Regions from separate parts of the Homo sapiens genome. Here region 1 is linked to region 2. Evidence: chromatin loops called from intact Hi-C (ENCODE). Cell type or tissue: heart left ventricle. All regions are shown on one strand. Links, peaks and the distances in the headings refer to the core of each region. The heading gives the core; the rest is flanking DNA.

The links. Peaks named below come from ENCODE experiments on the same cell type or tissue, not always from the same donor. Only the 100,000 strongest peaks of a DNase experiment are listed, where the experiment ranks them.
Region 1: a loop joins it to region 2, with 3 times the contacts of the local background. A loop is called at or near these places in 21 of 110 quality-filtered maps.

Annotation. Positions count from the first base shown.
Region 1 is chr17:43,223,533-43,226,446 of GRCh38, forward strand. It overlaps CCDC200 (coiled-coil domain containing 200), which reads right to left. Exons shown (of 4, transcript NM_001363254.2): 2 at 702-1,017; 3 at 24-82. Among named protein-coding and RNA genes, the nearest start is that of CCDC200, 3.6 kb to the right of the region's middle. In heart left ventricle, for the core only: no CTCF peak of the experiment used is centred there; no DNase peak of the experiment used is centred there.
Region 2 is chr17:43,323,401-43,326,314 of GRCh38, forward strand. No RefSeq gene overlaps it. Among named protein-coding and RNA genes, the nearest start is that of LINC00910, 64 kb to the right of the region's middle. RefSeq lists enhancers at 1-256, 1,000-1,189. In heart left ventricle, for the core only: no CTCF peak of the experiment used is centred there; no DNase peak of the experiment used is centred there.

The DNA.
Region 1 (2,914 bases), core at 156-2,655, 100 kb before region 2:
CACAGTCTGTGTCCCTATCTTACCTTGAGTTGTGAATACCCAGTGTTTCTGATGGGGCTAGATTGGCATGGGTTCATGAGACCTGATGATGAAACAAAGTACAGGTTACTCATCCAGCAGTTTTCCAAGGATGGAATACTGCAAGCCTGGAGTGCTTGTGTCTGGTGACCCAGGGGGTGATGGGGGTGCAGTGAGGACAGGCTCCTACCTGGGACAGGGCACAGACTGAGCCCTTCCTGAAGATTCTCAACTAGGAAGCTGTGCTGTGGTTCCCTGTTCCAGACCTCACGGGGCTCAGTATATCTGTTAATAAGCCTACAACTCATGTCCCACCCTCTGATCACCCCCACCTCCTCTGTCACGCTTACTCTGGAAGAAGGGCCGACAGCTTCTCAACCACTCTCTGCAGAAGTTGGAAGGCTCCTTTGCAGCCGTAGGTTGGCATTAACCCACCCAGGGGGAGTTGACCAGCAAGGCATTAAAGGCCGAGGGTACTTGGGAGAGTCAGAGAGGGTAGGGTGGTAGATATGGATTCTACACTACAGGGCCGGGATGGAAGCAAAGGGCTCCTCTCCTTACCACCTCCCACTCCCAGGCTCCAGTCCAGAGTCTGTAAGGATTTTCTGCCCACCCTGGAATCTGTTGTTGATACAGAGATTGCCCTCCAGCTTAGTAGATCCCCGCTGAAGTAGGCTGGTGACCTGGCCTTTGGGAATCCTGGAGATTGCATTTGGAGGTGTGCTGAGTACAACGGGCTTGAGCACTTGGTTGTGTTGGCTGAGGTGGTGGCTGTGGTTGTGGTGGCTGTGGCCCTGGCCACACCTGTGCCTGTGGCAATGTTGATGGCTGTGGTGGTGGCTGTGATGGTGGCTGCACTGATGGCTGCTGCTGTGATGGCTGTGGTTGCTCCTGTGATGTCCACAATTTCGCCACTGGTGGTTGCGGCACATTTAACTTCTTATGTGGCTGGAGTTTTTCCTCCGATTGTTGTTCTTCCTCCTGGTGATTCTTCAGTTCCTGGCAAGAAGCCCCCGGGCAAGTGGCATCATCCTCTCCCCACCCAATCACCCATCTGCCAGAGAAACTTCAGGGAACAAGGCAAGTGAGTAGAGAAGTATAGGTGGCAGTGGTCTCTGTTCCCTAGAGCTGGAGGCTGAAATTGGGCCTACGCTGTCTGCCTCACCCACTGTGACACCCAAGAACGATTTCTGGGTGGCACAGCCCCAGCCCAGGAAATAGCACTCTCTCTGAGCACCTGCTTCCTCACTTGAGAGCTCAGCACTGAAAGCAGTTTTTAGTGCTGGAGGATAAAGAGTAATTCCCTGCAAATGTCTTGTGTTTTGTTTTTTAGAGATAGGTTCCCACTCTGTCACCCAGGCTGGAGTGCAGTAGCACTTTTATGACTCACTGTAATCTGGAACTACTGGGCTCAAGTGATTCTCCTGCCTCAGCTTCGCAAGTAGCTAGGACTACAGGTGCACACCACCATGCCCGGTTAATTTTTTTTTTTTAATAGAGACAGGGACTCATTATGTTGCCCAGGCTGGAGTGCAGTAAGTGGTGCAATCTTGGCTCACTGCTGCCCCAACCTCCCAGGCTCAAGCGATCCTTCCACCTCAGCCTCCTGAGCAGCTTGGACTAAATGCATGTGCCACCATGCCTTGCTAATTTTTAAATTTTCTGTAGAGACAGGGTCCCCCTATGTTGCCTAGGTTGGTTTGGAACTCCTAGCCTCAAGCGATCCTCCCACCTCAGCCTCCCAAAGTGATTTTTTTAATAGCCCAAGGGTGCTTCTAAACCTTACAAGTGCTTTGAAATAGCAGTGTCAAATAAAAATATAATTCATGCTGGGCCGGACGCGGTGGCTCACGCCTGTCATCCCAGCACTTTGGGAAGCCGAGGCGGGCGGATCACGAGGTCAGGAGTTCGAGACCAGCCTGACCAACATGGTGAAACCCCGTCTCTACTAAAAATACAAAAATTAGTTGGGCTTGGTGGCAGGCACCTGTAATCCCAGCTACTCAGGAGGCTGAGGCAGGAGAATTGCTTAAACCCAGGAGGCGGAGGTTGCAGTGAGCCAGGATCATGCCACTGCACTCCAGCCTGGGCGACAGAATGAGACTCCGTCTAAAAAAAAAAAAAAAAAAGTATATATATATATTGCATGCTACATGTGTAATTTTAAATTCTCTTTCTTTTTTTCTTTTTTTTTTTTGTTTGAGACAGAGTCTCGTTCTGTCCCCCAGGCTGGAGTGCAATGGCCTGATCTTGGCTCATTGCAACCTCTGCTTCCTGAGTTCAAGCGATTCTCCTGCCTCAGCCTCCTGAGTAGCTGGGATTATAGGCATGTGCCACCACGCCAAGCTAATTTTTGTATTTTTAGTAGAGGCGGGGTTTCACCATGTTGGCCAGGATGGTCTCGAACTCCTGACCTTGTGATCCACCCGCCTCGGCCTCCCAAAGTGCTGGGATGACAGGCGTGAGCCACTGCATCCAGCCACTAAATTTTCTAATAGCCACATAGAAGAAGAAATAGGGCCAGGCACAGTGGCACATGCCTGTAATCCACGCTTTGTGGCACTGAGACAGGAGGATTGTTTGAAGCTAGGAGTTTGAGGCCAGCCTGGGCAACATAGTGAGACCTGGTCTTTACAAAAAATTAGCTAGGCATGGTGGTGCATGCCTGTAGTCCCAGCTACTCAGGAGGCTGAGGCTGGAGGATGGCTTGAGCCCAGGAGATCAAGGCTGCAGTGAGCTATGAATGGGCCGTCACACTCCAGGTTTGGTGACAGAGGAAGACCTTGTCTCAAAAAAAGAAGAAGAAGAAAAAACAAGTGAAACTAATTTTAATTACTTGTATTTATTTATTTTTTTGTGTGCAACAGGGTCTCACTTTGTCTCGCAGGCTGGAATA
Region 2 (2,914 bases), core at 200-2,699:
CCCTTTGTGGTAGCCGAGGTGGAGAGGGAGGACAGCAAACGTCAGCGTTTCTTCTATGCACTTATCAGAAAGATCGAAGACTGTGGTACTCCTACTAGTTCTGCTACTGCTGTCTTCTAAGAACTTAAAAGGAGGAGCCAGGTGTACAGGCTGAACATGAAAGTGAACAAGGAGCGTGACCACTGAAGCACAGCATCACAGGGAGACAGACGTTGGAGCCTCCGGATGACTGCGGGCCGGCCTGGCTAATGTCAGACCTCCCACAAGAGGTGGTGGAGCGGAGCGTTCTCTGTCTCCCCTGGAGAGAGGGAGATTCCCTTTCCGGGTCTGCTAAGTAACGGGTGCCTTCCCAGGCACTGGGGCCACCGCTAGACCAAGGCCTGCTAAGTAACCAGGGCCTTCCCAGGCACTGGCATTACCGCTAGACCAAAGTGTTCTAAATAACAGGTGCCTTCCGAGGAAGAGGCACTACCACAAGACCATGGAGCCCTCAAGCAGCCGTTATCCGGGCATGACAGAGGGCTCATACTCTTGTCTTCTGGTTACCTCTCACATTGTCCCCTCTACTTCTTACTCTGTATGGCCTGTTTTTTCCTCGGTTATAATAACAAAGATTAATACTAAAAACTAATAATTGATAATATCCATATGTAATCATCTCTGTATCCTATGTCTGATATAACTTTCTTTTATCCTATTTTCTTTATTATATTGGAACAGCTTCTGCGTTCAGTGTCTTGCCTTGGCATCTGGATGGCTTTCTGTAGGGTGCAGCCCTACAGGGCCTGTGGGTTTTTCTGTATGTGTGCGGAGACAATAGATCATGGAAATAAAAACACCGGACAAAGAGATAGTAGAAAACACAGCTGGGCCCACGGGAACACTACCACGAAAACTCGGAGACCGGTAGTGGCCCTGAAGGCCTAGCTACGCTGTTATTTATTGTATACAAGGCAAGGGGGCATGGTAAGGAGTGCGAGTCATGGCCAATGATAGGTAAGGGCACGCGAGTCATGCATCCACTGTACAGGGGGCCCTTCCCTGTTTGGTAGCCGAGGCAGAGACAGAGAGGGGAGAGCTTACGTCATTATTTCTTCTTTGCATTTCTTGGGAAGATCAAAGACTCTAATACTTTCACTAATTGTGCTGCTGCTATCCAGAAGGCGGGGCCATGTGCACAGAGCGGAAAATGAAAGTGGACCAGGACCACTGAAGCACAGCATCACAGGGAGACGTTTAGGTCTCCGGATGCCTGCAGGCATGGTTGCAGGCGGGTCTGACTAATGTCAGGCCTTCCACAAGAGGTGGTGGAGCAGAGTCTTCTCTTACTCCGCAGGGAAAGGCAGAGTCCCTTTCCTGGTCTGCTAAGTAACGGGTGCCTTCCCAGACACTGGCGTTACCGCTTCACCAAGGAGCCCTCCTAGTGGCCCTGCCCGGGCATGACAGAGGGCTCACACTCTTGTCTTCTGGTCACTTCTCACCATGTTCCTTCAGCTCCTATCTCTGTATGGCCTAGATTTTCCTAGGTTATAATTGTAGAACAGAGATTATTATATTGGAATAAAGAGTAATGCTACAAACTGATTAATAATATTCACATATAATCACATATAATCCTATCTATATTCTATTTCTAGTATGACTATTCTTATTCTAAATATTTTCTTTATTATACTGGAACAGCTCGTGCTCTCCGTCTCTTGCCTTGGGACGTCGGTGGCTTACCACCCACATCTCCCCACTTTTTATTGACTAGGATCATCATTGCCATCATTGCTTGTCGTTGACTTGGGACTTGTCCTCGGCCTCCTTGGAGACATCTGCAGACTAAAAGTAGACAACATAAACATACCAGTATTAATAATGCCAATGACAACGATGATCCTCCGAGGGGTTTGATCCATTTAAAGGGATTAAGATCAGATAATCCTTTAGTTATTCCTTCAAAACTGCCCAAGGCAGGAGCAGTAGTTAAATGAGCCTGTGAGGCCTCAAAAACGTGTTCTTTAGGTTTTGAAATATCTAAGGTTAAGTTATCATCCCAGGCTTTTAAATGTCTTGAGACTTCTTCCCCACTATGTTGATCTTTATTATAAACATAAGGTTTTATGCAATAATCAGAAGTATTCCAATCGCACTGTAATTGCATATGGTGTTCCAGATTCATAACTCTATCTCCCAGTCAGATTACACTCTGGTGGAGATAATTAATTTGATTAGCCAATTTTTGATCAACTTGAGCATGAGAATTTCAGAGTTTGGTGGAGTTTTTTTTGCCATGCTTCCACATATTGAGCGGTTTGAACAGAGTTGTGGATAGCAACTCCAACGGTTGTCGCTGTTGCAGTAATGGCAATTAGTCCTGCAATGACTGCAATAAGAGTAAAAATGAATCTCTTGGTTCTTTTGAGGATACCCTTAAGAAGTTCACTGACTATGTGTATAGAGGGGGAAGACTTCCATGGATGATGTAAAGAAATTATATCCATACCCCCTTCCTAGCCCTTATCAAAAGAATACTTGTTCTGGGATTAAAAGTAGCATCGATACACGTGAACAGCTTACAATCATTACATTCTATAGTTTGTGTATTGGGAGTAATAATTATAATTCCAACTAGCAGCATGTAAGGGGATTTGACACAGCTCCTGATATGTATCACCTGTCCTGACATCAAGGTGATCTTGAATATGAGTGTCTTGGTATTAGTAGGAGAGATTTGATAGGTAGCGTTCCATATCCTTATTCCTGTCATGGCTGCAGCTAATTTCCCTAATTCAGGATGTTCAGGGGTAACAATTTGATGAATCATTTTTGGTCTAGGAGGAACGATTCCTGTGTTCCTCCATTTGAATGGATAAGGGGCACCCATTCCCTCAACCTGTAGAATTGCCATCAGTCCTTTACATAATCT